Regions from separate parts of the Homo sapiens genome. Here region 1 is linked to region 2. A link is a loop called in an ENCODE intact Hi-C map of the cell type or tissue named here. Cell type or tissue: heart right ventricle. All regions are shown on one strand. Links, peaks and the distances in the headings refer to the core of each region. The heading gives the core; the rest is flanking DNA. Region 1 has its middle 56 kb from the start of GMNC. Region 2 holds the start of GMNC (geminin coiled-coil domain containing).

Region 1 (15,876 bases), core at 3,412-11,411, 56 kb after region 2:
GCCTGGCCCATACTACACTTTTTATCTTTACTTCAGAGTATAGTCCTTCTAATTAGATTATAGATAGATAGATAGATAGATAGATAGATAGATAGATAGATAGATAGAGATATATAGACAGATTTACCTGTGAGACAGTTTCAGGCAGGTTCTTCAGGTGGTATTCCAGAAGAAGGCACTGTTATCATAGATGACAGCTTCATGCATGTTACTGCCTTTAAAGACGGTCTGGTGTAACAAGATGTGGAGACAGACGAGAATGGTATAATGATCCTGACCCTGTGTGGGCCTAGACTAATATATGTGTTTATTTTTTGTTTTGAACAAAAAAAAAGTTTAAAAAAAGAAAATTTAAAAGTAGAAACAAAGAGTGAGGATATAAAGAAAGAAAATATTTGTATATAGCTACACAATGTATTTGTTTTTTAAACTCAGTGTTATTACAAAAGAGTTAAAAAAACTAAAAAGTTTGTAATGTAAAGCAGTTATAGTCAGCTAAGGTTAATTTATTATTGAAGAAAGAAAACCATTTTTAATAAATTTAGTGTGGCTTAAGTGTACAGCGTTTATGAATCTACAGTTGTGTGCAGTAATGTCCTATGCTTTCACATTTACTTACTACTGACTCACTGACTCACCCAGAGCAACTTCCAGTTCTTCTACAAGCTCCATTCATGGCAAGTGCCCTATATAGTGTACCACTTTTTAACCTTTTACACTGTATTTTACTGTACCTTTTACATGTTTAAATATGTTTAGAGACACAAATAATTGCCATTATGTTACAAATGCCTACAGTATTCGGTTCAGTAACATGCTGCACAGGTTTGCAGCCTAGGAACAACACGCTATACCATATAGCCTAGGTTTATAGTAAACATACCATCTAGGTTTGTGTAAGTACACACTATGAGGTCCGCATGACAACAAAATCACCAACAACACATCTCTCAGAATGTATCTCCATGGTTAAGTGATGCATGACTGTATTTTTTAATGTTTAGTTTGCAGCAGCTTTCCTAGGAAATTCTTAAGTATAGTTTTTTCTGTTTGTTGCACTCACTGTCTTTGGAATTTGTCGTTGGAGCTTCCGGGATCTATAAATTGTGTTTTCAGAAATCATATTTGAAAACTTGTATCCATTATTTCTTCAAATGCTGCTTTGTTCAGTGTCCTCTCTTCTGTCCTCACAGCTCTCCATTTATACCTATATTTGACTAATTTATAGTTTCTCGGAAGTCCTTGAGACTTTGTCCATTTTCTTCTGTATTTTCTTTCTCTGAGTGCTTTATATTGGATGATTTCTATTGACTCAACAAACAGAAAGTTCACCGATACATTCTTCTGTTATGTTCAATCTGCTTTTAATCACATTCAATAATTTTATTTCTGATACTATATTTGTTAGTTCTAGATTTTCTATTTTTTAATTGCTTTCAGGTTTATCCGGCAATGTCCTATTTTCTCACTCATCATATCTGTCCTTTCCTGTAAATTCTTTAATATATTTGTATGATTGTTTCAAAGTTCTTGTCTAATAATTCAAACATTTGGTTGTTAAATGTCTTTTTATTTACTGAATATTTCCTTGTCATAGGTCATATTCTCCTACTTATTCATGTTTTATAATTTTCATTTTATGCTAATATATTGTATAAAAGGAAATACTGAAGTAATGCATATATACATAGTATATATATCACATATAGTATATATACTATATATACTATATATTATATATAGTATATGTAGTATATATACTATACTACATATATGCTATATATAATAGTATATAGTACATACAGTATATATGTAGTATAGTATATATACTATATAATATATGAATATATATAAAATATGTATAATGCATAAAATATATATACTGCATATATTTATATATATAGTTTTATTTGTTTCTTTTTCTCTAAGAAGTGATCCACTTTCCTCTGTTTTCCTCTGTTAGCTAGAGTAAAGGACTGATCAGTTTGTTGCTTCAAGCAGAATTTGAAATGTCTGTAGAGATGTTGTGGCTTTAATCCATCTGGCAGGGCTTAGAATGGAATCACTAGGAATCAAAGTAGTTGTTTCTTTTCTTTTTGGCTCAGCCCCCAAATACTTTGGGCCACCAAAACGCTAAAATTTTGATGTTATCAGAATTTTCGTTAATTTCAGCTTTAATTAGACTCATTTTAACTTTCTTTTAAATTTCTTGGCCACTTGTTTGGGACTTTCTTTTAAGTAATAACCTACGAATAAATACTGCAAGATTATGAGATCTCAAAAATAAAAAATCTTAGACGTATATCTGAAACTGAAACTACAACACTGCTAGACCCTCAGACTGCAAGACCTTGATGAAATCGAGGGGGCTCTAAGTCTGCAAGATGTGAAAACACTTCACTCTCATTGAAACAGTAACATAAACAAGAACACATTTTTTTTTCTTAAATTCATTAAAAAGCTATGAGCCTAAAATTTTTTACATACAAAAATAAGCACAAGGAGGATCATCGTAAGAGACAAAGGTTACTTTCATAGCTGACACAGCTTGGAGTAAGCAGTTTGGGCAAAGAAGAAAGAACTCTCGGATTGGGAAATAACTGGATAATCATTTAACATTTCTAGAGCTAGGTTGATGTCAACAGAGTGCAAACATTCGCCCGTATTACTGAGCACCTACCCATTGCGTTGAATAGAACAATTTCTGTTTGATTTGACTCTCCAGCAATATTCTAATAAGTAACAGCAAAATAATTGTTTTACATGCCTCATGAAAAAGTCACAATTTTATACTCCATCTTCTAAATCCCACAAATGTGCCTTCGTCCTGCATCAGCTGTTCAATATTTTTTCCCTCACAAACATTTGTCTCATTTACCATCTCCCCAGTGATTCTTTCCCTGAAACCCTGTACTTTTGTAAGCCGGATGTTTACTAATGCACAGCGCCATCTCCTGGTGATAATTAGGAATCAATAGCGGACGTGTACAAAGATTTAGGCTTGTTTCCAGTGGAAGCACAGGGTTAGCCCTCCTTGCCCAGTGTACCTTTTCCCTGACTGGGTGGTATTAGGCAACTCTAGCAAAAGCCGCCGCAAGAAACCATCCCGTTTATTAGAGATGCACCTGAGTGACTTTGTATTATAAAGAGGAACGCCATGATGACATACTTGCTTTTGCGTGTACTATTAGAGGCATGTAATAGACTATAATATCTGAACTTACAATATATGGTCAATAGCTACTGAATACAGATGGCACTGTGACATCAGGAAGAATATAAAATATCTCCATATTTGAGATTGTGAAGAAAAATCACCATTTGGAGTCAGAAAATCCAGATTTTAGTTGTGCGACCCAGACAAGTGCTTTTACTTCTGTGAGTCTCAGTTTCCTTATCGGTTAAATGATCATATCTCTTGCACCTGCCTTGGTGTGCTATTCTGTGGATAAAGTGAGATAATAGATGTAAAAACATCAGTGAAAGGCTAAACACATACAAGTGTCACTAGTAGTCATGGTTAGCTACTGAAATTAGATGGCACTTTTCATGACAATTCAATCCAAGCTGTGTTGCAGGCAGGAATTACAAGTGTGGTATCTTCTTGAGTTGAGAAAAATGGAATTAAAGGACTATTTACAAGTCTCTTTGTGATCCTCGGAAAAAAACAATAATCCCTTTTTCCGTGGATAATATTCTCATTCCTCTGATGATTACAGTCAACAAGGGCTGGTCAGTGACTCAGAGAAAGAGCCTATCCTACCTGAAAGAGGTGTGCTCACCACCAAGTAGTCAAAACATCTATGTGAGTGTTCACAGACACGGTCAGTCTTTTCTGCACTCACCGAAGCTGATACAGACAGGAAGCACAGGACAGTTTGGGGCAACTCCTAATCCCATCCTCCAAGCCACAATTACACACTTGGTTTTCCTGACTATCTTCTCATTTAAGGTTAGCTGTTAATATACAGTTTGATGTTTTAAAAAGGGGGTTTTAGGTGAGTTGTGCTCAGAAGGACTCTGGAGAACAGTGAGTGCAACTGTCTTTTTTTATAGATAAGAAAATTGATGACCAAAATAGAAACAACAAAAATTTACTCATGGTATCACATTGATACTGAACAGGTACCCCAATATATGAAACGCCCAACATATGTTTTGCTTGTTTATTTTGTTTTGTAATTACAGTACTGGGAACTGTTGTGGCTTTCTGTTTTCTCTTTGATCTGTGCTCCAAAGAATGATTCTGATTATAGGATGTCAATATCATAAAAATATAGCATTTGATGGTAACAAAGCTGCTCTCTGACTTACAAATACAGATCACAAACATGGATTTTCATGTTTTTTCCACCAGGGGTGAAACAGAGAGATGGTTATTTGGATGTCCATGGGAGACAAGCAGACATGAAAGATCAGCCAGTTACATGTAATAGAAAAAGAGTAGTAGGCTAACATCAGGGTCCAGAGACAGGCAAATGCTAACCACCCACATAATGGTTTGTTGTCATGGAGGTCAAAGAAGAGATAACCTAGGGGATCATCGAGCAGTAATCAGGGGTCTGGGCCCAGGTAGAAATTGGAACTCTCCTCGTAGTTAGGCAGCAAAGCCAGAGTCATTGTGTTAGTGTTCAAAAATAGCCACTCTCCTCCGTAAATAAAGGACTGGAGATTTCGACTGCATATCAAAGGTGAGAAGTATTCTCTTACCTTTTCTAGGCTACACCAGAGAGTTTGTGGATCCATAAATCTGGTTCTGAACCATAAACAGCTTTTATCACCTCTGACTCCTGACAGTGATGATAGCAGTGGCTACTAACTCTAATATTACACTTGAATTCTTTGGGGGCATAGGTGGAATTTTATTGAGTTTTGCAAGCCACTCAAAATCCAGAGAGCATGTGGATTTGTCAGGGAGCAGGTCCAGGGAAGACGCTAGTGATGGTCAGCAGCCTTCCCCACTCAGGGGATAACTCTGAGTTCCTAGAAGAGTACAAGAGACAACACTCACTGACCTGGCTCCAAAGTGAGGCGACGCAGGGTCAGAGTGTAGTGCTTGGCGAATGATCTCATGTGTCTCTGGACAGCTTTTTTGGTTTCTGAATGACTACAGCCATATCTGTTTCTAGACCCAAAAGCTACAGGAGACAAGAAGCAGGCCAAAAGACACACTGGCAACTTCTATGTGCATTCAGGGGTGAGCATCCTGAAGCCCAGAGCTGCAAATTCTACAAGAGAAGCCTCCTACCTGTAGGTTTCCTTAAATCTTATTCTGCTCCAGAAAGGCATTCAAGATGAGTTGTGGGATTTTAACTCATGAGAAACATGTAAGGCACATCCAATGCTGGACACAAAAGTCATCACTGCAAAGTATGAGCTGGAGCAGGACCAAACACAGGGAGTCGTGTTCCTTCTTGTCCCAGACGAAACAGAGACAATTACTTCTAAAGGTCTGTGTGAGTGATACTTAGTCTTCATGGTTAGTTATTAACACTGGTTGCAAGCTGGGGGGCCCCTCAAAGCATAATTGATGTCTATTGTTTAATTTGCAACTTTGAGTCCTGTGTTAGACAGCAAGCCAAAAAGGGTGGGGGCATCTTAGTAAATAAAAGGAGACATAAAACCTACCACCAAATTCCTCCGCTTCCACTATTCATTTTGAAGACTTTCATGTTTAGTATTTAATGGGTACAAATATAATTGATCACTTTAAGTCTTTGTTTATTTGTACAGATTTAAAAAACAACCAGAACAGCTGCCTCTCTGCTGACTCTGTGGGGTAAATGTTCCTGGTCAGTGACCTGAGAGCAATGTAGACCCATTTAGAATAGAAACTTTCCTCTTCATACTTTAATGTGGCTTCTTAGAAAAGCATTAAAATTTGAGCCCTCTCTGGAATCACCTGTTGTTACTAGGAGAACATTGCCCTTGAAGTCAAGCAGGCATCTCAAGAAGAATTGTAGGAGTAGAAAGGGTACGTTTTTAGAGTAACCTTTTGGTCGTGTTACCTTTGGATTCTGTTATGTTCAATACACGTTTACAAGAACCTATTATTGAGATGGCTTATAAAAATTAAGTAACAAAACTGATCCATGTGAAGCGCCTAGCAGAACACTCAGAAAATGAGGGCTAATATAAATGCCAAAATGTATATTATCACTAAGGTAACAAGTATTTATATAGAAATTTTAGAAAATTCGGATAACAGCAAAAGTAATAAAATCACCTGCAATCTTATTCCACAAGATAATCTCTGTTAATGGTTCCAGTCATTTTTCCTAAGGAAGTTATTATAATAATAATGATGGATTATATAATTACATTTTGCAAGTGCTTCATGATACCAAGATAACCATCCCTGAAAAATTTGGTGTAAAGAGTCTAAGAGATTAAGACGTTAGTGTATTCTGCAGTGAGTTAGCTCTATGACCTCGAGTGCTTCTTTTGTTCTCTGGTCTTCATTTTTACCTCTATAAGTGTATAAGTAAAGCTATGTAATCACTAATGACTTTCTCCACTAAAAATCAAAATTAGAAACAAAAGCCCTATTATCTTTCTTTCTCTTTGTTTCAAAATTTCATCCTGGTATTCGGAGATATAGACAGGAATGAATTGGCTATTGTTGAAACTCTGATTTCTTAAAAAAACAAAAAGTAAAATGAATTCTTATATACATTTAGATTAATGGTAATGTGTACAGAGTGGTAAACACACACAAGCATGTACATGCACACACACATATTCTTGGAGGTACTAGTCACCAATAGGTCAAAAAAGGTACTCATATGTAAGACTGACACTGTTTCAGGAATCAGAGAAGCCATTTGCACTTGGTCTTTTAACTTGTCAGTGAAAAATTGATGAGTTGTGCCTATACAGGCACTGAGCTAAGGTCAAACTACCCTTGAAGAGACAGGAAGAAAGAATAAGTGATTTATAGATAAGGCCGGTAGCCTTGGCACCAGGAGCTTTTGTTTTTTTTAGCTCTAGTCACTGAGAGAGGAGTGCGCCTCAGCAGGCACAAAGTGTTCCCCAAACAATGATAGACACACGCCAAATTGGAGCCCAGCCAGGTTCCAGCTACCACACTGAATCCCTACTTGCTGCCCATAGGCATACACAAAAGGCAGGCCCAGGTTGACACAGCCTCCCAGGTAAGGACCAAAGCTGCTATTTGTCATCACTAAACAAATGGGCCATTCTTTCTCCTGCTCTCTAGCAATGGCAGTGAAACTTGCCTAGAAAAAAAATAATGGGACAAAAAAACAACTCAAAATTCTGGGCTTTAGGTAAGAGTGAACTCCCTCCCTTCAACTCTATTACATTAAGAAACATTGCTGAATTCTGCTAGTTACTTTCTCTGTCATCTTGAGTATATATTTTTCTAAATAGTTATATAAACATTAACCTAGTAGCTGTTTTCTAATTATGAAAATAATTCTTGTCATTGTAGATGATGCAGAAAATCAGAAGAATCCAAGAAAGAAATTAAAAGGTCTTCATAATTCGGACACTAGAGATAGCCACAATGGTCATTTTAGTGTGTACAATTTTGACAATTTTTCTGTGTGTGGTGATTGTGTATGTGTGTGTAGTGTGGACACACAGATGAGTAGGTGTGATGAATCACTGTTTTCCATAATTGGAAACATATCATACATAATATCTCCTACTGTTTTACTCAACATTACATCATGAACATGTTTGCAGTCATTAAGTTATCATAAAATTGTGAAAATAATATCTTTTGAGTTATTACAAGTGTTCAATAAATAAATGTAAAAGGATGGTCATGGTGGCTCATGCCTGTAATCCCAGAACTTTCGGAAGCCAAGGCAGGTGGATCATCTGAGGTCAGGAGTTTGAGACCAGCCTGGCCAATATGGTGAAACCCCATTTCTACTAAAAATACAGAAATTAGCCGGGCATAGTGGCTCATGCCTGTAATCCCAGCAATTTGGGAGGCTGAGGCAGGCAGGTCATGGAGTTGAGGCATTTGAGACCAGCCTGGCCCACATGATGAAACCCCGTCTCTACTAAAAATATACACATTAACTGGGCGTGGTGGCACACGCCTGTAATCCCAGCTACTCAGGAGGCTGAGGAAGAGAATCACTTTAACCCAGGAGGTGGAGGTTGCGGTGAGCTGAGATGGTGCCACTGCACTTCAGCCTGGGTAACAATAATGTAAAAGCTCCTATATTGTGGCTTCTGGCTGATAGTAATCACTGAAATAATGTTAACTTCATTAGAATCCAATCAACTTGAAATATTTCTTTCTGTTTTAAATACCCAAAACTATATAGCAAAACTGTCCATGAAGAGATGGGAGAATGATGTTGCGGAATATCACAGGCTAAAAAGCAGTGACCCTAGCTGGCTGATATTTCCTCCCATCTCGTCTTAAAGAATGTGCCAGATTATACTTGAGAAGAGTCCACTGGCAAAGAAATTATTAAATACTAACACAGCTCATTCTATTGTCTCGCAGCTTGAGTCACCAGAAAATTCTATGTAATGTCAAGATCAAACCAATCGAACCATGTCTTTCTATCAACCTAGTCAGTGATCCCCATTCAAGCCATTTAACAATGTAAAAAAAAATTATTTGCTCAAGACCGTTGTGCAGATAATGTGAGGCAGTAATGCTTAGGACTGAAGTTGCATTTCCTGTGTTCTGTCTAATATTTTTCTTCTATTTATATAGAATTATAACTGTAATTCTCACTCACTCAAATTAGGCTTATTGTTAACAAAGAGATTACAGTTTTTAAAAGTAACAACATCCTTATGAACAGTACTGTGCAAAAATATATGTACCATGATTACGGTACAAAGGGAGAAGAAACATCTTTGGAAGCCCATGATTAAAATGAGGTAGAGCACTACATATAGGTACAAATCCCCAAATCACATAAAAGATGTTCTAACATGCTCAACTCTGACCCCTGATTAAGAGGATAATCTGCCACTACTTGGCAGCAAAAAGCTCTGAGAAACTATAGATCAAGTGGCAAAATATGGATGCTACTTTCCAGCCTTTGATTCTATTATTCAGTGACAATTTTTAAATGTTTATATGTGCAAAGCACTGTAATGGGAGCTTTAATATATGCAGTTATGTTTAATTATTAATTTTGTTTAATACAGCAATCATGCATTTTAAAGACAAGATCAGATGAAAAAGTTGATATTTAGTTCTTTGACCTTTAAATAACCTCCCCATGTTTGCACAGCTAAAAGTGGTAGTAATGGCTTTTTAAAGCTCAATAATAATTATGTATACCACAGTTAGAATTTGGAAATTAGTCATTTGCATGTAATAAAATTATTGACACATTTTTATTTAAATATAGTACTACCCTAGCGTCCACCTTATCTGTACTCAATTTCATCTAATTTTTTTGTCTTTTCTGAATCTTTTAAATATTTAAAAATGATTTTCCACTCCTTTTGACAAGAAATTACATCTCGTGGCCTTCTTATTTTAGGGTTTTTTCCTAGCAAGTACAGCATACATTCTTAATTTTTAAAAGTCTAATTTTAACAGACGTTTTTAACTTTTTCCAAATGTAACAGGGACTTCAGAAACCTTTATTTCTATTTCTTCTATGCCATCATTTTAATTCTTCATATATTTAAAACTAACTGAACAGTAAATTTACTATTTTAGATAGTCACAATTATGTTAACTGTTTAGCTAAATACTATTAGATTTACAGTAAACACTGTGTTTACTGATTTAAATAGCTAAACACTTTTAAAAAATTACTTGAAGTGGGTCCAGTTTCAACTCTTCCATTGCGAAAAACTCCAAGCTCCTGCCTTCTTCCCACCATAAGCAGTGGAATGCCAGCTGAAGTCGAGTATCTCATGGGTCACTACTGTGTAAGCTCATGATTTTGAGTTTTGTCTTTAGTTCCTGATTCTGAAAACTTTACATTTTATGATTGAGCTCAACTTTATATTAAAAAGGGTTTGTAAGACATTATCAATAATTTCTAGATGTGAGTAGAAGAGTACTCACCCACATCAGCACAAAAAGGCTTCCATTTTTGTTTGTAATTATCTGTAAGACTTGAACTTATGTTTTTTAAGCAAAAACGAACCATAAAAATATAAAAAGATAGATGTTGTTTACACTCTTCTAGTAGAAACAAATGTAAAACAGAGCTGTTCAAACATAGACTGCTAGCACACAATACATCCTATGTACTTTTTATTCTAAGTTATTTAAAAGGAAATTCAGCTAGCAAAATAATAAATGCCCTGTCAAATGCTGGACATTAAGCTTAGTACATAAAATGTAAACCCTGACTTAAATTCACTTCTTGATATTGTCTCATGTCCAAAGAATGAATTAAATATCTATGTCTACTTACAAAATGTGGCATGTTCATAACATGTTAGTTATTCACTATTAATTTAGCCACAAAATTCTGACAGCTGTCAAAAATTCATACATTTATCAGTTATCTCAAAACTGGCAAAGCCAACCTCACCTGTGAATTAAACGTCCATCATAGTGAGGTTTCCATCAACATCTTCTAATCTTCCGTATCTGGATGTTTGATTATTATACAATAAGGTACATGAGGTGGGATTGGGAAGGCTGTCTGGTTGAATATGACATTATTCATGCAATGTGTAGGTAAGGGCTCAAAAAATTGAAAGTCCAGCAAACAGACAATTTTTACCGCAATAAATTATGAGAAATCATTAGGATTTTATAGGATGGCATAAGATATAACCACAAAATACAGAACCTCTACATAATGGTAAAGATTTATTTCATTTAGCACTCAAGCTAGATATTTTCTTCCCCCAAAAAGCAATGTTTAACATTTCATCACTTCCTTCTGTGCTACACTAAAGCAGCTAACTTACAAACAGGATATTAGCGCATTTATAGACAATATGCTCTTCTGTGAAATAATATTGAAATATTAGAATACTGATGTTTCCTATGTTACTTGTGCTCAAAAGTAATTTATTGCCTGCTTCCCAAATAATTTCCTCTATTCGAATGTCTAGAAAACAAAAATTAATTTCTCTTCCTCCCTTGAAATTAAGCATTACCACATAACCTCTTCTGGATCATATACGATGCAAGAGGAGTTTCTAGGTTAGTTTCTAAGGGAGTGTTTTTTTTTAAATTCAGACTTCACTGTTAGAATGTGTTTGTCAGTTCACCTCTAGCTGCTTTGTTTCCTTCCTGGATAATTGATGCAATGCTGGGAGTGCAGTAACCAGGCTGGGATCGTGACATTGAAAGTCACACACTACTTATAGCAGATCAAGACAGCCTAGGTCCTTGATGACATTTTAGTCATGAACTCCTTATCCTGAACTTATTGATTCTTAAGAAAAACAACTCCTATTTGTTTTAGCCATTATTAGTTATTGTAATTTTTGTGGTTTACACCAATATAATCATGACGCATGTACCTTTCCCACCATTCAGCCATCGGTACCAACTGCCTTTCTCTTCACAGTGAGATATATATCAGAAGTTTCCAAACTTCCTAGGTTCAAAAGCTCTTAACATACCAGTGATTTCCTCAGAGCACTCCAGGCTAAAAAAAACACCTAACAGTTCAATTTATGAATTCATTAGATCCAATTTAACAATTTAACTTTTGTAATTTGTGTGGTATCTATATTCCCTTAAAATATGTAAAATATTGCACTGCACCGCGTGAATGACCTGTAATTTCCAAAGGAGGGAGGAAGGAGAGAGAGAGAAAGAGAGAGAGAGAGTATCTGATGGCAGAAATGTGAATTTAAATACTTAATAAAGTTTTCAAAAAAATTTTTAAAATTTTTGTGAGTACATAGTAGGTGTATATATTTATGGGCCACATGAGATGTTTTGATACAGGTATGCAATGTGAAATAATCACATCATGGGGAATGGGGTATCATCCGCTCAAGTGGAAGTTTGGAAGTATTCCTTCTCCTCTATTTGTTGAAATAGTTTGAGTAGGATTGCTATTTGTGCTTTTTAAAATGTTAGGTGTAATTCAGCAGTGAAGAAATCAGGTCCTGGGCTTTTCTTTACTGAGATAATTTTATTATTGGCTTTGATCTCATTACTTGTTATTGGTCAGTTCTGATTTTGGATTTCTTCCCGGTTCAATCTTCATAGATTGTAGGTATCTAAGAATTTGTCCATTTCTTCTAGATTTTCCAATTTATTGGCATATATTTGCTCATAGTAGCCACTAGTAATCCTTTGAATTTCTGCAGTATCAGTTGTAATGTCTCCTTTTTTATTTCTGACTTTATTTGAATATTCTCTCCCCTACTCTCCTTTTTTTCTAGTTAGTCTGGGTAATCTTTTGTCAATTTTGTTTAACTTTTCAAAAAATCAACTTTTTGTTTTATCTTTTGTATTTTTTATTTCAATTTCATTTATCTCTGCTCTGATCTTTATTATAATATTTCTTTTCTTCTAATTTGGGGTTCAGTTTGCTCTTGCATTTCTAGTTATTTAAGATGTATTATTAGGTTGTTTACTTGAAGTTTTTCCTCTTTTTTGATGTAGACCTATAGCTATAAACTTCCTTCTTAGTACTGCTTTTGCTGTATCACATAGATGTTGGCATGTTGTGTTTCCATTATCATTTGTTTACATTTTTTAAATTTCCTTTTTTATTTCTTTGTTGACCCACTAGTCATTCAGAAATGTAATGTTTAATTTCCATGTACTTGCATAGTTTCCTAAATTCCTCTTGTTATTAATTTCTAGTTTTATTCCATTGTGGTCATAGAAGATGCTGGATATTATTTCAATTGTTTTGAATGTTTTAAGACTTGTTTTGTGACCTAACATCTGGTCTATCCTTTGTGTATTAGTCTGTTTGCATGATGCTGGTAAAGACGTACCTGAGACTGGGAAGAAAAAGAGGTTTAATTGGACTTAGAGTTCCACATGGCTGGAGAGACCTCAGAATCATGGTGTGAGGCAAAAGGCACTTTTTTTTGTTTTTGTTTTTTTTTGAGACAGAATCTTATTCTGTTACCTGGACTGGAGTGCAATGGCATGATCTCAGCTCACTGCAAACTATGCCTTCCGGGTTCAAGTTATTCTTCTGTCTCAGCCTCCCGAGTAGCTGGGATTACAGGCACATGCCACCATGCCTGGCTAAATTTTTGTATTTTTTAAATTAGAGACGAGGTTTCACCATGTTGACCAAGCTGGTCTCAAACTCCTGACCTCAGGTGATCCACCCTCCTCAGCCTCCCAAAGTGCCGGGATTACAGGCATGAGCCACTGTGCCCAGCCAAAATGGAGCTTCTTACATAGCAGCAGCAAGAGAAAAATGAGGAAGAAGCAAAAGCAGAAATCCCTGATAAACCCATCAGATCTCATGACACCTATCCAGTATCATGAAGATACCATGGGAAAGACTGGCCACCATGATTCAATTACCTCTCCCTGGGCTCCTCCCACAACACGTGGGAATTCTGGGAGATACAATTCAAGTTGAGATTTGGGTGAGGACACAGCCAAACCATATCATTCTGCCGCTGGCCCCTCCAAACTCGTATCCTCACATTTCAAAACCAATCATGCCTTTCCAACAGTCCCCCAAAGTATTAACTCATTTCAGCATTAACTCAAAAGTCCACAGTCCAAAGTCTCATCTGAGACAAGGCAAGTCCCTTCCACCTATGAGCCTGTAAAATCAAAAGCAGGTTAGTTAGTTACTTCCTAGATACAATGGGTGTACAGGTATTGGGTAAATACATTCATTTGAAATGGGAGAAATTGAGCAAAAGAAAGGGGTTCCAGGGCCCATGCAAGTCTGAAACCCATCAGGGCAGTCAAATCTTAAAGCTCCAAAATGATCTCCTTTGACTCCATGTCTCACATCCAGGTCATGCTGATGCAAGAGGTAGGTTCCCATGGCCTTGGGAAGCTCCGCCTCTGTGGCCTTGCAGGGTACAGCCTCCCTCCCAGCTGCTTTCATGGGCTGGCATTGAGTGTCTGCAGCTTTTCCAAGTGCACGGTGCAAGCTGTAGGTGGATCTACCATTTTGGGGTCTGGAGAATAGTGGCCCTCTTCTCACAGCTCCACTAGGCAGTGCTCCAGTAGACACTCTGTGTGGGAGCTACAATCCCACATTTCCTTTCCAAACTGCCCTAGCAGAGGTTCTCCATCAGGGCCCTGCGCCTGCAGCAAACTTTTGACTGGGACCCAGGGGGTGGTAATTGAATCATGGGGGCTGGTCTTTCCCGTGCTATTCTCATGATAGTGAATAAGTCTCATGAGATCCGACAGATTTATCAGGGGTTTCCTCATTTTTCCAACTTCTGCCTGTTACCCAGTTCCAAAGTCGCTTCCACATTTTCAAGTATCTTTTCAGCAATGCCCCACTCTACTGGTACCAATTTACTGTATGAGTCCATTTTCACACTGCTGATAAAGACATACCTGAGACTGGGAAGAAAAAGAGGTTTAACTGGACTTACAGTTCCACACGGCTAGGGAAGCCTCAGAATCACGGCGGGAGGCAAAAAACACTTCTTACACGAAGGCTGCAAGAGAAAAATGAGGAAACCCCTGATAAACCTGTCGGATCTCATGAGACTTATTCACTATCATGAGAATAGCACGGGAAAGACCAGCCCCCATGATTCAATTACCTCCCCCTGGGTCCCTCCCACAACACATGGGAATTCTGGGAGATATAATTCAAGTTGAGATTTGGGTGGGGACAGAGCCAAACCATATCACTTGAAAATGATTAAGATGCTGAGGAGAAGAATGTGTTTTCTGAAGCCGTTGAATGAAATGTTCTGTAAATATCTATTTGATCCAATTGGTCTATATTGCAGATTAAGTCTAATGTTTCTTTGTTGATTTTCGTCAGGAAGATATGTCCAATGCTGAAAGTGAGGTGTTGAAGTCTTCAGCTGTTATTGTATTGGAGCCTCTCTTTCTCTAGCTCTAAAAATATTTGTTTTATTTCTGTGAGTGCTCTAGTGTTGGGTTCATATATACTCAAAATTGTTACATCCTTTTGCTGCATTGACCCTTTTATCATTATATAGGACTGTATTAGGCCATTTGCACACTGCTATAAGGAACTACCTGAGATTGGAAAAATTATGAAGAAAAGAGGCTTAATTAACTCACACTTCCACAGGCTTAGCAGGAAGCATGACTGGGAGACCTCAGGAAACTTAAAATCATGGCAGAAGGGGAAGGGGAAACAAGTACCTTCTTCACATGGTGGCGTGAGAGACAGCCAGCAAAGGGGGAAGTGCCAAACACTTTTAAACCATCAGACCTCAAGAGAACTAACTCACTATCATGTGAACAGCAAGGGGGATATCCACCTCCATGATCCAATCACCTCCCACCAGGCCTTCTTCCAATTCAACATGAGATTTGGACGGAGACACAAATCCAAACCATATCAGTGACCTTTGTCTCTTCTTATTGTTTTTGTGTTGAAATCTATTTCGGCTGACATAAGTATAGCAATTTTAGCTCTTTTTTGGTTTCCATTGGCATGGAATATCTCTTTCCATCCCTTTATTTTCAGTCTATGTGTGTCTGTATAGGTGAAGTATGTTTCTTGTAGGCAATGGATCAATTAGTTGTGTTCTTTCATTCACTGAACTAGTCTATGTCTTTTTGTTGGAGCCTTTAGTCCATTTACATTTAATGTTATTATTGATAAGTAAAGACTTAATTCTGCCATTTGTTATTTGTTTTCTGGTCATTTTGTGTTCTTCTCTTCCTTCTTTCTTTCACTCCTCTAGCAAAGACGATTTTCTCTGGTGATATGATTTTAGTATCTTGCTTTTTATTTTTATTTTTTTGTATTTATTGTGTTTTTGTTCTGAGGTTACTGTGAGGCT
Region 2 (15,876 bases), core at 5,842-13,841:
AGAAGGCAGGGGTGGGACTGGGGGAAAGAGAAGCCATATTGCCTGTAAGAACCAGCCTCTGAGATTACACAGTTCTGCCTGTTCTTTTAGGTTGAAGCAGTTATAAAGTCTCCTGTAGTTTCAAGAGAAAGAGAAATAGATTCTGCCTCTTGATGGAAGTGGCAAGGTTGTGAAAGAACATATGGGAATGGAAATACTGCTGTAGCCATTTTTGAAAAATATAATCTGCTATAGATGCAACAATGTGAGCTACAAATTTTAAAAATGATTTCTATAAAATTATCTATAACTATACCTAGACATTTAAAAATTCATGGTAAGGTTAACAATTTTACACATTGGCAACTATTAATTTTCTTCATGAGCATTCATGTCCATTGCAGATTTTTAAATTGTAATTTTTAGAGTTTCCTAAGTCATTTATTTATTATTTTATTATGTATTATTCTCCACCTAAAATATGGTATGTTTTATAATATGAATATCACATCCTGAATAATGGTGCTTAAACAGGTGAAACAATAGGGCTATTACAACTGTAATTTAATTTCAGAATACTAGATAAATGTTTTCCATGATATTTAGAATAGCCAAAGAAAGACATTAGAATGACTTTTTTAATTGTTCTAAATTATTATAAAATAAAAACACAATATCCCAAGATCTCATATTTAAAATGACAATACCTAATAAATACTGAAGAATTATTAAAATTGCTAACTATCCACAAAAGAACAACATTGATTAATGGCAAGATTAGATGGGAGTTCGAAGATCCAGTTTCTGGTTTAGCTCTTCACTTAAAAATTGGTCCTTAGCAACTCCATTAACCGCCCAGGTGGGTCTCAGGAGATGAGAGAATATCAGATGGGATCATCTCGAAAGTCCCCTTCTGTTCTAAAAATTATGAATTCAAAGTTCTAAATCCTTGGGAATAAAAGAGCATCAATTTTAAAAGACTTTTTTCTTTTGTTTTTAAATGAGAGCTGGTTTTGCAGAAGCATTTGGGAACCTGTATTGTCCAAAGTACTTGATTGGAGAAAATGCCTCTATTTTGTAGACTCTCATATTTATTTGAAAGACCATTATTTCACCAAATATTTGATGCTTTGAAAACAAATCTGCCTTCGCGTACCTAGTTAAAACCCTTCAATAACTTTCCATTGCTCATAGGATAGAGCATGGCACCTGCGTGACCTAGTCTTAACCTATCGCTCCAGCCCTATTATTCACCACGGCTTTCATTTCTGATATACGTATCAGGACCATTGAGTATGTGTTTTGTCCTCTCTGTTGTATGTTTCTCTCTCCCTCTCCCTCTCCACCGGTTTAATTCCTACTCTTTCTTCAAGTTTTGGTAAGATGTCATTTGGTCAGAAAAATATACCTTGACACCTCAGTCTACTCCCAGCTTCCTTCCTCCAGGTCAAATGGGTAGGAGCACAGGTCAACACATCCACAGCACCCTACAATTCCTTGTTCATTGCACTTATCACTATTTTAGTTTACATATATAAGTGTGTAATATTTTCCCTTAAGTATAAACACCATCAAGACAGCCATGTCTCTTCTGTTCAGTGCTTTATCCACAGTAATTATATAATGTAGAATAAAATTGAAGAAGAGCTCAGTTACTCTTTGAATGAATTCCTGCTTGTATTCACTAAAGTCTGCCATCTGGCCTTTGATGGAACACTTTCAGGAATGGAAAACCTACTACTTAAGAAAAATTGTTTATTTTTTGACAATTCCATTAACTACAACTATTGACCATCAATCTGTGGCCCTATAATTTTTGCCTTGAGTTTTTGTTTCAGACTCTGATTTTATGTAGAATAAGTACTTTTTGAGCTCCATCATCTATGTAGCATTTTCTCTGTTTAGTAGATACATTTTCATCTAGGGCATAGTCACACTTCAAATGCAGAAGGAATAGTGCAAGCTGATGCCTACAGGGAAGTGGTAGTTAAAGGAGGGCAAAAGATGAGACAACAAAACATTGTTCCACAAAGAACAAAAGTATAATATTTTATTTGTGGTTTACTAGTCTCAGCAAAACAAAGATTTAACCAAAGCTGTCTTCACATTCTTTTCTTCTTCTGATTGTTCACCTTTTGATGCATTTTCTTTCATATTCTTTGTTTTTACTTATTATATATATTTTTGACTTCTATTTTAGGTTCAGGGGTACATGTGTAGGTTTGTTATGCAGGTAAACTTGTGTCATGGAGGTTTGTTGTACATATTATTTCATCACCCAGGTATTAAGCCTAGTACCCCTTAGTTGTTTTTCCTGATCCTTTCCCTCCTCCCACTCTCCACCCTCCTATAGGCCCCTTTAAACTGTATTTTTCAGTTTTCTTCAAATCTGTCTGCTCACACTCCGAAGTTCCCAAAGGCATAATCAAAACATCAGTGTGGGAGGAAGATTCAACTTGGTGGTTTTTAACTTCCCCTTGAACCCTGATAAGTTCTGACCTAGTGTAACATGACCCATGAAGGTCCTGCACTCAAAATTCTTTTTTGCTTTCCTAAAACTTAAACCCTTAAGATTTGGAATAGACTCAATATATCCTCTCACTCAATGTGCTTCCCTGCTTTTCATGACCAGTTCTGAGAACCTAGGGACTCAGAATGGAGGAAAGAAAGAATGCTATAGTAGTGGAGATTAGCAATGATTCTACTCTACTATCAGCCTTCTCACTCACGGCTGCTTCTTCCTGTCTTCCTGATCACCCTTCATGGCCATGGAAGTTCTATTAAATCTCAGCAAAGCTATCCCTATATAAAAAAGAGCCAGAAGTTCTCCTGTCTGTTTAAAGATATGCATGGAAATTAATTACAAAGACAGACTTCTAATCTCAAAATCGTATTAAATTGTGAGTTCTGAGAATTAGAAATAATTTTAAGGAGCATATCTTTTTGGCACTATTGGTGTATGAGTATAATATAAACCATATGAGACTAGCAGTAATCCACCCTCTTAGTGAATTCCTCTAGTGACAAAGAGCTCACCAGTTACAGGGTATCAGGTTCTATGTTTACATAGTACTGAGAGTTACAAACGTTTATTTTTTAAACTGAAATCCGGCAATTTGGTAATTGTAACTATTGGAACTAGTTCTATTTAACCTCTTCAATAATTTTGTCACAACATTTCTCTTACAAAACAATAAACACTATTAACATGCTTGTATATTTTCCCTTTGCTTTTTAATATGTATGAATATATTTGCATACATTTTAATATAAGTAACATAATGTCATTTTTCTACGTCTTTAATTTTTTTTTCAAAAACATGTTCTGTAAATATGCAATCTGTACTATGGATATATATTGTAATTTATTTAAACAGTTTCTTACTGAACATTTTAAAACGTTCACAAATGTTCAGTATAATGGTGCAATAAACAAAGTTGTACATTATTTTTGCTCAAATGTATTATTTTTATAATTTTATAAATTATTTTGGGCTTACTGGCTTAAAGGATATGGATATTTTAAAGTTTTGAAATATATTTGCAGATGGATGAATGTTATAGGTACGTTTTTTCTCTTGATTATTTTGTTTTATGACAAAATATATGATTCTTCATACATAAAGAAAGATATATACATACACACACACACAAAAACCCACGCTTATAGCACTTATTTCTCTCCTGAGCTAAGAAAAAAGCAATAGACACAAAAGACAGATACTTGGGAATAAGAGTTATCTTTATCGTTAAATAAAAGCTTGACTGTAAAACACAACATATCTATAAATGCATATTAGGTAGCCTACTAAAACTATATACACACACATATGCGTATTAGATAGCCTACTAAAGATATACACACACACACACACAGTTACTATAACATATATTTTATACATCTGCTATATATACTATACTATATATGTGTGTGTATATATATATACACTTATGTATAGTATGTATATATATACACACACATAGTTTTAGTAGGCTACCTAATATGCACTTCTGAATAGAAATAGATTTACTCACTTTATCATGGTGACACTGGGTGGCCACACACAACTGCAGTTGGGTCAGAGCCTACTCTGTCAGCTTTCCTCAGGAGAAGCAGAGAGAGCATGTGCCGTGTAGACAATTACATTAAAATGGTAAAAAAGTTCTTCCTTTTCTTCTTTCAATCTCACCAATCAAATAAATCTGTTCTCCTAGGAATTGTTGCCCCTTTGTAGAAAAATTAGGTGCAGAGAGTAGTCTTCGTTTCCCAGCATCTGTACATTTCCATCTGTATATATTTCAAGGCAGTGGACTTCACTGATTACTCCATATACATGCATATGTATACATGCAAATATATAAGCACATATATTTATACATATTGAGATATGTATAAATTGTTACTAAAGAATACACAAAAATAACTGCTAATAAAAATGTTTTAAAATATGCAATTCTATAATATGCAATTTGAGTTTTTCCCAATTGTGTTCTAGGACAATAAACGATTTTTTAAAGACCTTAGTCAATTTGCTTGCCTGTCTTTGGGGGTCCTCTTATCTACAAATGAAGCTGTTGAAATGCATTTGTTAGTTTAACATTACTGGCTGTGATTTGGTCATGCAGTGCTAATACCGCTATCCCAAAGGTGGCAGCAGAAAAGCTTCTGGTTGGATAAAGAAAACAAAAAGATTATTTGCACTGTTTTCAACATGGCCCTCTTTATCTAACATCATAGACGTTTCTGGAGTTTTACTTTATTGTTGACAGAGTACTTTATTATGATACTTTTATTCATCTTAATGACATTTAGCATTACGAATTTCATAGCAATTATGTATTTTTCTAATATTGTTTTAGAATATACGAATACTTCCACTGGCTACAGGTTGGCATTATGCTTTCATTTTGTGAAGACTAAATGTAGAAAACAGAGAAATTATCAAGTTTCACCAATCTAATACAATTTTTAAGTAAATTTCTTTTATTTGTTTTAGTTGGTAAATTAGATAATTTTGCCACAAATTATTAGGTTAATAAAAATTCAGTTACTACTTCACAGATTTTATAGATTAAAAAACATGAAATTATAGCTTCGGTATAGCTTAACATTTTATATTTAAATGTATTTCTTTGTCTTCTTTTCATGAGAGAAGTCACATTATTTCAGTTTGTCTGATAATTTCAGGGCTAGACGAATTAGGTCCCAGTTGTCCTATTTTTCTATTACACTCTTAATTAAGTTTTTTTAAAGAAACTAGGCAGTAACCCTTTCATTTCTATTATCTTCAGAATAAAATTGGATGCCATGTCCAGTGCCAATGTACCTTTCAGAACTTTAATGCTTTGTCAGTAATCTATCCATTCATCTGTCCATCAAAAATCCCTAAGACGCATTTCATGAGCAATGAAAGCACAAAAACCAACTTTGTGGAAATACTGGTGCTCCGGAAGCAGAAATTCATTTTATTTCAAATTATAATTGGACTAGCATGCCTCTGATGTATATTAATTATGACAACTATTATTATCATTATTTAGAGGAAGGGTCTTGCTCTGTTGCCCAGGCTGGAGTGCAATGGCACAATCATAACTCACTGTAGCTTCAAACTCCTGGGCTCAAGTGATCCTCCCACCTCAGCCTCCTAAGTAGCCAGAACTACAGGTGTGCCTCACCATACTTGGCTAATATTTAAATTTTTTTTTGTAGAGATAAGATTTCACTATGCTGTCCAGGCTGGTCTTGAACTCCTGGTCTCAAGTGGTCTGCCCACCTTGGCCTCCCAAAGTGCTGGGACTACAGGCATGAGCCACCAGGCTTGGCCTTATTGTAATTATTTTCTAATGCAGTTGGGATAAAGTGAGGGAAGTAGAACTGTATTTGTTTTATTTTATTTCCGTTTCCATCTCTAACCTTGTGGCAATACAAACTAAATTTTACTGTTTTGTATGTATTTTCATAGTAGTATTGAGATTATTTTCTTCCAATCTGGCCAGATAGGTTATACAGAGAAGAGCTTCCCAACTAATGCAGTAAGGCACAATAGATTACAGGCCTTTGATATACTGAGTCTTCCTGTCCTTGGGGCTGGCCTGGTAGGATTTAGGGGATTCACATTGCTGTCAACAGGCAGGAAAATCCTCAACTATTTACTCCAGCTTGCCTGCAAATATTATTTTGAAGTGTTATCTTACGAGAAAAGCCATAAAGCAATGCTACCAACTACAGTAAAGGTTTGCTTCATTTTGCACAATGAATATAGATCTGTATCCATTTTCCAGAAAAATATAAAGTAGATAGGTGATATTTAAAATATATGCGCTTAGACTGAGAATCTTGAAAGTTGTGAATATCACTCTAGTATGTAATTTTCCTTAATAAAATGCAATAAAATATAACTGAAAAATTAAGCAATCACTTAATGAGTCAATAAATAAAGGACTAGATAGTTTTAAAGTTATTAAAATGCATTCTCACTGAAACATCCAATAAAACAGTATTATAAATCTCCACATACACACATCACATTTCCATATAGAGCTCATCTGAATTACGCCCAAATGGAACATTTCACTTTTTAGGTTACCTAAGTTCTTTCTGTTTCCTGGCCAATAGCCTGATATAGTTTTCTTGACTTTTTCTAATGCCAGAATTAACAGTTGACTTGCTCTTCAATGCCTTTTGTTCATGTAGAAACAGTTTTTTACCACTGCATAAATAAGTACATACATGAAGGCTACCAGAAAGCTATGTTACTGGCAGGTAGTAGTAGGTAGTAGACAAGTCTCTATCAATATCAACATGATTGATTTCTGCACATCACTTTGGTGGGGGTACATTTAGTAACTACGGGTCAACAAACTGAATCTGTCATGGTTCTCCAGATATTCTAAACAATGCAAATGCTAAATCTTACAATGAAAACCATCTACTGCACTGAATTTTCTCTAAGGATACATTTTTCTTCACCTACAAGTGAAAGCAGAAATGCTGTGGGTTTTTTGTTTGTTTGTTTTTGTGTTTTTGTTTTTGTGTTTTGCCTGGAGGGTCAGCTATTGAAGCTATGAGAAAAAGCTATGTTTGTAAAGAGAAATTAAAAATTGTTCTTTATTATATATGTTACAGAATCCACGAATGGGGTAATCAAATAAAGCGTTCTCCGGGGATGAAATGCATGAACAGTCCATGTGCCAATCTATTTGTCTCCTAGGTCTACCTCTGATCACACTCTACCTTTCCTGTCTGCAGATTTGGTTTGTGTGCAGGTCAAATTACCTCCTATCTTTTTTAATATATTTTTGCCCTGGCGGGGGCGGTACGATGGCTCAACAACTAGGTTGTTATTAGTCACCTACCGCTTAACACTATCCCTTTAGACACAATACAAAAGGCAGTATTCAACTGATCTTCTTGTTCACAGAAGAAAATCATCTATATGGGTTACATCTACACACTAAGAAAGATGCACTTCATGCATACATATGAAAACAAAACTGCCAAAAGATTTTACATTATTGTTTACTTGATGCACTTTTCAAAAAAAATTGTCAAACCAATAATAATAATAATAATTAGGCTTATACTTAAGATGTACATAAATCAAATTTGAAGAATTTAAAATATTTTCCATCTGTTACGATTTTAAGAAAGCTTTATCTTCTGATTTATGTTCAGTTGTTAATACTTCTTCACTGTTTAACTTCAGGGTTTCTGAATCACTATCTATACTCCCACTCCTAGTAAGCTGAAGTAGTTAATGATTTGTAAAACACTTGTGTGTTTAAAGGTCATCAAAGACTCTTGAAAAATATGTCTAGCCCTCAAAAAAAAAAAACACGTTATTTTACAAATGTACCTCTCATTTATAGTTGCTTTTACCAAAAAAAAAAAAGCACAGCAGCATGCATATGATCAAAGGCAGAATTCCCTATATCTAATAGTAAGAAGAGCTAACATCATGAATACATAGACAGTAAAATAGTAATTTTGTAAGCATTAGTGGTCAGCTTTTTAATAAACCTTTTGGGTATGTATTGCTTTCCTAATTTGCCAGATGAGTTAACTGAGGATTTAGAGTCTTTGATAATATAATTCCAGGTGATTCAATTTCAGAGAGTAGAGAAGAAATTGGAATCCAGGTATATTTGGATTGAAAGCCTATGGTCTGTTTTCATACTGTGTTTGCTCAATTGCCTATTTTGTATCATTTTCAGGCCCAAGAAATTATATCTCTCAGAGGCTCATGTCTCATTTGTGACAGCTTACAAAAAAGTAAAACAACTGGATCCTTTTTTTTCTGCTCCTGGTGCTCATCACAAAACTAACTGGGGTTTTGCCAGACAGACTCTATGTTGGGAGGACTACAAACATGAGTTCTTTGCCCTGAGCAAAATCACTGATTCTTACAACTTAAATGGGTTTTGATCGGTTTCCTTTTCTGATGTCAGGGTGATACTGCCAGTGCATCCTTGCTCAATATGCAGTGAGGACGGAGAGGGGACCACTCATGTCACTCTCTGAAATGAGTCCATGTAGAATAAGCCAGTTCACCTATTTTCCAGGCAGTGACACCCAAACCTGGTACTGTTCACTTAAAAATGCTTACAAATAGGAGAATCGCTTGAACCTGGGAGGCAGAGGTTGCAGTGAGCCAAGATCGCGCCACTGCACTCCAGCCTGGTGAGAGAGGACAGAGCAAGACTTCGTCTAAAAAAAAAAGAAAGCTTGCAAATAAACAGCATTGGAACAGGAGGAAAGGGCCCCAACAAGTCTGGCACCTTCTTCGTCTTCATCATCTATTCTTTTCTTAAATTTGGACACAGAGCACTTAATACGTATCTGCTGTGTGCTAGTCACCTTGTTAAGTGCTGTGGGTCATAAGTATAGTTCAAGGAAAAATAAATAACAGTCAAAAGTATTTTAGAGAAAGAGCTGTGCAGAACAGGCTCAGAAGTTTTCTCAATTCCTACTCCCTGTCTGGTGTTAGTTTGCTAGGGTTACCATAACAAAATACCATAGACAGGATAGATTGAACAACAGAATTTTTTTTTTCCCCCAAAAATTCTGGAGGCTGAAATTTCAAGAGCATGGTGTTGGCAGGGTTGTTGGCTTCCCCTGAGGCATCTGCTCTTGGCTTGGAGACAGGTGCCTTCTCACTGTGCCCCTACATGGCCTTTACTGTGTGTGTGCCACCCCTGGTGTCCCTTATAAGGGCACCAGTTTTATTGGATTAGGGTCTCACATATGACTTTATTTAGACTTAATTACCTCTTTAAAGGCCTTATCTCCAAATACAGTAACTTTGGGGTTAGGGGTTCAACATATGAATTTGGGGAAACACAACCCACCCATAAGAGTAACCATTACATAAATGTCTATAATGTGCAGTGGACATAAGCCAAGGTGGGTCAGATACCACATACATGGAGCTAGGAGCATGGATGCTTCAGCCAGCTTGGGTTTAAATCCCAAGTCTGCTACTTCTTAACTGTATAATCATTGGTGAAATTTCTTAATGTTAGTGCTTCATCAGTCAACCTGTTATACCAGACAATAAGAGTACCTACCTCCCAGGGTTAATGTAAATTGCTTTATATCTATTACGTTAGTAAGTTGAAATAAAAGTTGGCTATTAGTGGTGGCTAAATGGTTTTAAAGATGGTGTTACTCCTCTTTCTCCTCTAGATATAATAGGAACTGTGAGAATAAAAGGTAAGAGAAAAGACAGGAAATCAAATGCTTTAATTGAAAGATATTAACATACACCAAGTTTTCTTAATTATAATCATTTATTTTATTATAATGTGAAGAAAGGTACAATATAAAAAGATACTTGGATTCCGAAATTTGTAACTTAATTAATTGTTTTTACAAATCTTTGTTGAGCACTTATTACATGTGAGAAAGCGTTTCTGGTATTTTGGAGACAGCAGGGAACAAAATAAACAGGAATTGCTATTCCAGTGAAGCTTACATTCCAGGATGGATATATATCACCTCCATATTTAACACTCATTTCAGAAATAGGGGAAAGTAAGACACACCCAATAGAAAAAAAAAAAAGTCAATTGACAACGTCATACAGCAAGTTAATATTGTTATCGCGTAGCCAGAAAAAAATACACAGGAAGCATACTAACTCTGGGGCCAGTTAGATGGGCTTCCCTAAAGAGTCCCTTGACCCCTGTGATGCCGGTTTGGGCTTTTCTTACCCCACGTCCAGGCACCTGGACCATCTTCTCGCCCGGCCCGGCTCGGCCCTGCCCCGCGCTGCGCGTGGAGCGGGAGGGAGCCCGGCCCTCGCCTCGGTCCCGGCTGCGGGGTCGCCGCCCGTCTCCCCGCCCGTCTCCCCGCCCGTCTCCCCGCCCGCGGCGAGTCCACACTGGGGCCGGGTGTGAAGCAGCGCCGCGCACCCGGAGCGAGAGGGCCGGAGGTCCTGCCTCTGCCCCACGGCCGGTGGCCAGATCGGCAGGTCCCTGGTCCCGGCGCGGTGGCCGCCCAGAGCGCGAGTGACTTTGTCTTCTGCTGGGTGACTCCTGGCTCACGTCACCGGTTTGACAGCCTCTCACCAAATCACAGAGCGGCGCTCGCCGGGAGCTCTGGGCGTCACCGGGAGCTCCCGCAGATTAGAACTCGCCTCTCCTAGCTCCTCCCCTCAGTCTCATTTAAAGCTCCCACTGGTTTTACTGAAAAATTGAGTGGGCTCAGTTTCTGCAGCGCTTTCTTCCACTGCAAGATGGTAAGTGAGGAACTGGCGTTAGCTAGTCCGCTGGCAAACTTGGGTCTCTGAAAGTTAATAAGCTTTGCATTTAGAATTTATTCCACCTTCGGAGCAAGATTTCTCCGCTACCCGCCAGTTAAAACAGATCCTCTCTGCTGCCCTGTGTCTCTTTTAGTATCCTCTATCTGCTTTCTCTCTCTCTCTCTCTCTTTCTCTCCCTCTCTCCCTCTTCTTTCTCTCCTTTCTCTCTCTCGCCCTCTCTCTCTCTTTCTGTTATTACTACTTTCCTTACTTTCTCCCCAACTTCCCCCTCCACCTGCACTCACTTTTCATTCTACCTCTTCCTCTAGATTATGCATATATTTGCAAACACTTGGACATGAACTTGTCTAGGGATATTTGAAGTTTGTTTTCTTCTCAGGTATCAATTGCATAATAGCTTAGCTCTGATTCCAAAAAATAAAATAAAAAATAAAAAACCTCAGGGAAAGAGTCTGCAAACATGCTTTTAAAATAAAAGAAAATTGCACTTGATAAACTTTTGGCTGAATTTCTTTGGTCTGCACTGCCCAAGCTGGACTTGCTTCAGAACTGGAATTTTTCAAAACTTAATTTACCGAGAACATTAACAAAGTGCGATTGAATTGACTTAACTTTTTTTTCTCTTTTTTCTTCTTATTTGTTTTCTCTCTGTTTATGTTAATGTCCAAAGAAGCCCTGTAGTAGTCAAAAAGAGTTTTTCCAAAGCTGGGCTCTGCTAAAATGAATGGCTTTTACCTGATTAAACATTGACAAATAATTTAAATTTGGTGTTGTACAAATTAACCCAGGAAGGCTGCATACCTGCCCCTGCCTGGACGTATGGAAAGACTGTGTGTTTGAGGTTCAAGAAGTGGAAGGCAGGAGAGTGTTCACTGGATCAGAACACAGTGGAGAATACATGCCAGTTAATGGCAAGATAACTTTGGAGGGGCACTGAGCCCTAGTGATGGACAGAACTAGAGCTTGCTGTCTTTGCTAACGAACTTCTTTCAGCTTTGATTATACGTTTACTTGGAGCAGCTTTGTGGTCCTGTGCTTAGTGTTGGGAGCAAAATGTTTTAATTATCTCTGGGACAGAGATAGATAGATAGATAGATAGATAGATAGATAGATAGATAGATAGATAGATAGATGATAGGCAGACAGACAGACAGACAGATAGATTGATGGACTATGAGCCAGCAGTATGTTAGGTCAGACGGAGGAAAAAGGAAGGAATAAGGCAAGTATGATTCAGAAACAAAAATGAAGACGTTAGTCTATATTATGTCACATCCATTTCAGCTTTAGCATTCTGCGTTCTTTGTCCTTCAGGAGTTTTAGAAATATAATTAAGGTATTTGCAGAAAGAACCAAATAGTTCTTATGGTTTTGAATCATTAAGTAGAATTCCCTTTATTTAGATCTGGGTAGACTATTAGATGGGCTGGTCGTTGCAACAGACAATCCTCCTGGATATGTACAAATTTCACCCATTCAATGCTAGTCTGCTCTTTTGCTCAGAGGGCCTAAGGGAAATTCTGGGTAAACCAAGAAACTCATTCCCTTTTAGTAATTATAATTTGACCACCCCAAAATTAATATGGATCTATACTTAACACCTTTTCTGATTTTTTTTCTTTATATTTCACTGCATGTAATTTCGGTATTTCTCCCACCCTTTCCCCCTTCTAAATCTCCATCACCCCATCTTTTGGGACCCCTCACTCCCCCCATACTGAATTTCACAGAACACCATTCTGCCTTGCCAAGACCAGTACTTTGTAGGAGGCCAGAGCTATAATTGCCCGTATTCCACTACAACGTCAGAATCTAGTGTTGACGTTTCCACGGAGACTTGGGTCTCTTTCTGGGCTGCTGGTCTCCTGGACAACAGAGAGCTCCAACAAGCACCACAGGCACAGGGTAAGTTCTGCTCTTCTGCTTCCCTGATAGATCTGGAGCTCTTTTCCATACCCGTGGCTGCGGAGCATCATGGGCTGGGACTCTAGAATAAGGGACGATATGGAAAATTTAAGTAAACCCAAGGACTCCTGATTTTTACAGTCATAAAGCCTGCTGCTTTACACTTGCCAAATAGTGAAAATGGGATTCTTTACCTTGCCCACTGGATAGCATGTATTTCTCCCTACAATTTACAGTTCTTGGAGAGTCCTATCTCACTGAGGGAGTGTGAGTCTGGATCAAAGTTTTATAAACAACACACCAGCAGAATGTCTTTGGAATGAGGATACCAGTTGGAACACTTCTTTTGGAATTCAGGAAAGTTTCCCTGAGTTTGAGAGAAAAGCAAGAAATACTAACTTAATTTTTATTTCATAGAGGAAGTTCCATGGATAGTGTGTTAGAAGTTGAAAAAGGATTCCCTTTTACACACACAAAAAGCTTCAACTTTGGAGAGAACTATAGCATTGATGTAAAATGACATATTAATCTTGATCTGTGGCATACCAGCAGTATTTATAAATATTAAAGAAATGTCTGTGTTAAACACTCAAGTTTCTTAAAGAATTCTCAGACACCCCAGAATTAAATATCCATACTGTTGGTTCTGCTACATGATTTGTTTTATTTTTTAAAAAGACACAAACAAAGGAACCCCAAATATTAAAAGCACACTTAAATGTCAGGGAGGACATTGTTGAATATTAGCTTTCCACTACAAGCAACAGTAAAAACAAAATGCCCAAGAATGTGAACCCAAACTACTTATGCCATTTTATTCCTATCTCCTTACTCATCATTTCACTTTAATCAAAAATATTTCAGTATCAACAATATAACCAGAGAAGGACAAGAGTCTAAACTGTACTAGATGAAGAAAAGAAAGTAAAAGTAGACCTGGTTAGTATGCCCAACCATAGTTTTTTATTGATAGATAGAGCTGACTGTCAAATATGGGGGGAAAAGGCACTTTGAAAAAACATTTATAAAATATACAGATTAGGACAGTTGAAACAGATAAGGTCTGGGCACAGTTTTGAGATTTTCATTAAGATCTTCAAAGAAGCAAGGTCCAAATTGTTTTAAAGTAGAAAGTGCTACCACATAAAATTCCAAATAAATACAGTCCGTTAGATTAAAACAGGCAGGCAGACAGGCAGAGAAACTAGTAGCATTACAGACTAGAATTTAATTATAGAGCCAAACAGTACATTATCAAGTGCTAAAACTTAGAAAATAAGATAAAAACTAGAAAAACATAATGGAATTACAATGTTATGCCGAGTTTGGGGGAGATCAATAAGTATTTGCATAAATTAATGACAAAGACTGGACAGTCTTTAATTTATCCAGCAGGAATACATATATTAGGCAAGAATGTGACCCCTTACTGCTTAAAAAAATTTACCTTTTTAACTGCTATGTCATACAGCATATAAATATTTGTCTCTCACAGCTTGCTTGCCTTTTCTAAAAAACTTTAAATGTCTTGTTTTCCTGTATGGCAGCAATAGCTGTTTAAGAAAAATAATTGAACCTATTAAACTTTCTGATTTGATTTGATAAGTTTCTTTATTACACAGAAACTACAAGATTATTTTCTCAGTTATCTATTTGTATTTTCACAGAATCATTCAGTGACTCAAATTTTCCTCTTCCGGACTTGTGCTCATGGGAAGAGGCTCAGCTTTCCTCTCAGCTCTACAGAAATAAGCAGGTATGTGTAAGTCAGAACATTGAGACTGGTCATGTTCTATGTGGTCCATTCCCCACTGCTAATATCTTGCTTCTTTTCCCTTTTGAAATTCATGCTGACTCAGTTTAGAACCAAAGTGACTGGTGTGTCCAAAGAGAGATCAAAGTTAGATGATCAATGTCAGAGAAAAGAAAAACAAGCAAGACACTCTAGAAAGGCCTGCAGTCAAGCTCTCACTTTACACATTTTAGCCGTATGACCTTGAATCCTTTTCCTTGTCCTCATTTATGGAATTGTAAACCTTGTACTGCCTATCTCAGAGAGCGTTTGAAAAGATCGAATGATATAATGAGTGTGACAGTATTTTTAAACCATAAGCATAGCTAATACTTGGAGAAGACATAATGATTATAAAATATTTTCCTAAGATTGCTTTTTACATGTTGTGTCAGTTTTGCCCCTGAAGGATAATTTAATCTAGTGGACATACAGACAGATCAATCTGAGGCTGAAAGAAGCCAACCCACCTCTATTTTTATTTATTTATTTATTTAAACATGCAAGGGAGGAGTCCAGCAAAATCTTCCTAAACATCATTTTCTATATTTAATTTAACCTAGTGGACATACAGACAGGTCCATTTGAGGCTGAAAAAAGGCGACCCACCTCTATTTTTTATTTATTTATTTAGAAGTGCAAGGAAGGAGTCCAGCAACATCTTCCTAAACATCATTTTCTATATTTAAACAGTTGCATGCAGCTCATTTTCCTTCATATCTACCTGATTCGCTTGTGGTTACAATTTTAAAAGTCTATTATAATCTCTCCAAATGCTTTGCAATGAATGAACATTCAGAGCACAAAGCTGAACAACTAGGCATTAGGGGGATGTAGATTTAATTTAGGCCTCTCAGGATGAGGGCTCCCTGTGCTTGTGTTCATACAACAAACAATCATCAAGTTTAAGGCAGTTAAGGAGCAGTGGCATTATTATAAGGTTACAAAGTCAATATAGTGGAGCAGCCTTCACCACTGTCTGCTTTTTGTAGCTGCAAGATACCCTGGTGCAGAAGGAAGAAGAACTCGCCAGGTTACACGAAGAGAATAATCACCTCAGACAATACCTGAATTCTGCTTTGGTTAAATGTCTTGAAGAAAAGGCCAAGGTATGTATGATGTATGTATCTACTTTATAAGAACAAAGCAGTGATTTGAGAAAGGAAATGATTTATGTAAAACTCCTTGATTAAACAGTGTATCTTGATATGCATTTATAAGATGGATGGTTTTTCTTAAGGAAATAACGGCTCTTTCACAAGAATTTTTATCTATCATTTCTCTGAAGTACCTAGATTGCAGATGTCAGTCTTATGTTACAAAAGAAGTTGCTTAAAAATCAAATGCTAGTCGAGGGTGGGGGTTGCTGAGACAATCAGTGTTAATCAAAAGGCAGAATTAGATGGATGGAATGCTGGTACGGGAAGCAGATCTAAA

The links. Peaks named below come from ENCODE experiments on the same cell type or tissue, not always from the same donor. Only the 100,000 strongest peaks of a DNase experiment are listed, where the experiment ranks them.
Region 1: it touches region 2 in a loop (3-fold over the local background); 10 of 110 quality-filtered maps call a loop at or near these places.

What each region holds. Positions count from the first base shown.
Region 1 is chr3:190,799,064-190,814,939 of GRCh38, reverse strand. No RefSeq gene overlaps it. Among named protein-coding and RNA genes, the nearest start is that of GMNC, 56 kb to the left of the region's middle. In heart right ventricle, for the core only: no CTCF peak of the experiment used is centred there; a DNase peak (open chromatin) is centred at 7,069; H3K27ac peaks cover 2,257 bases.
Region 2 is chr3:190,857,455-190,873,330 of GRCh38, reverse strand. It overlaps GMNC (geminin coiled-coil domain containing), which reads left to right and starts at 10,637. Exons shown (of 5, transcript NM_001146686.3): 1 at 10,637-10,718; 2 at 12,473-12,647; 3 at 14,315-14,403; 4 at 15,432-15,548. The coding sequence starts at 10,716. In heart right ventricle, for the core only: no CTCF peak of the experiment used is centred there; a DNase peak (open chromatin) is centred at 10,520; H3K4me3 peaks cover 2,347 bases; H3K27ac peaks cover 1,922 bases.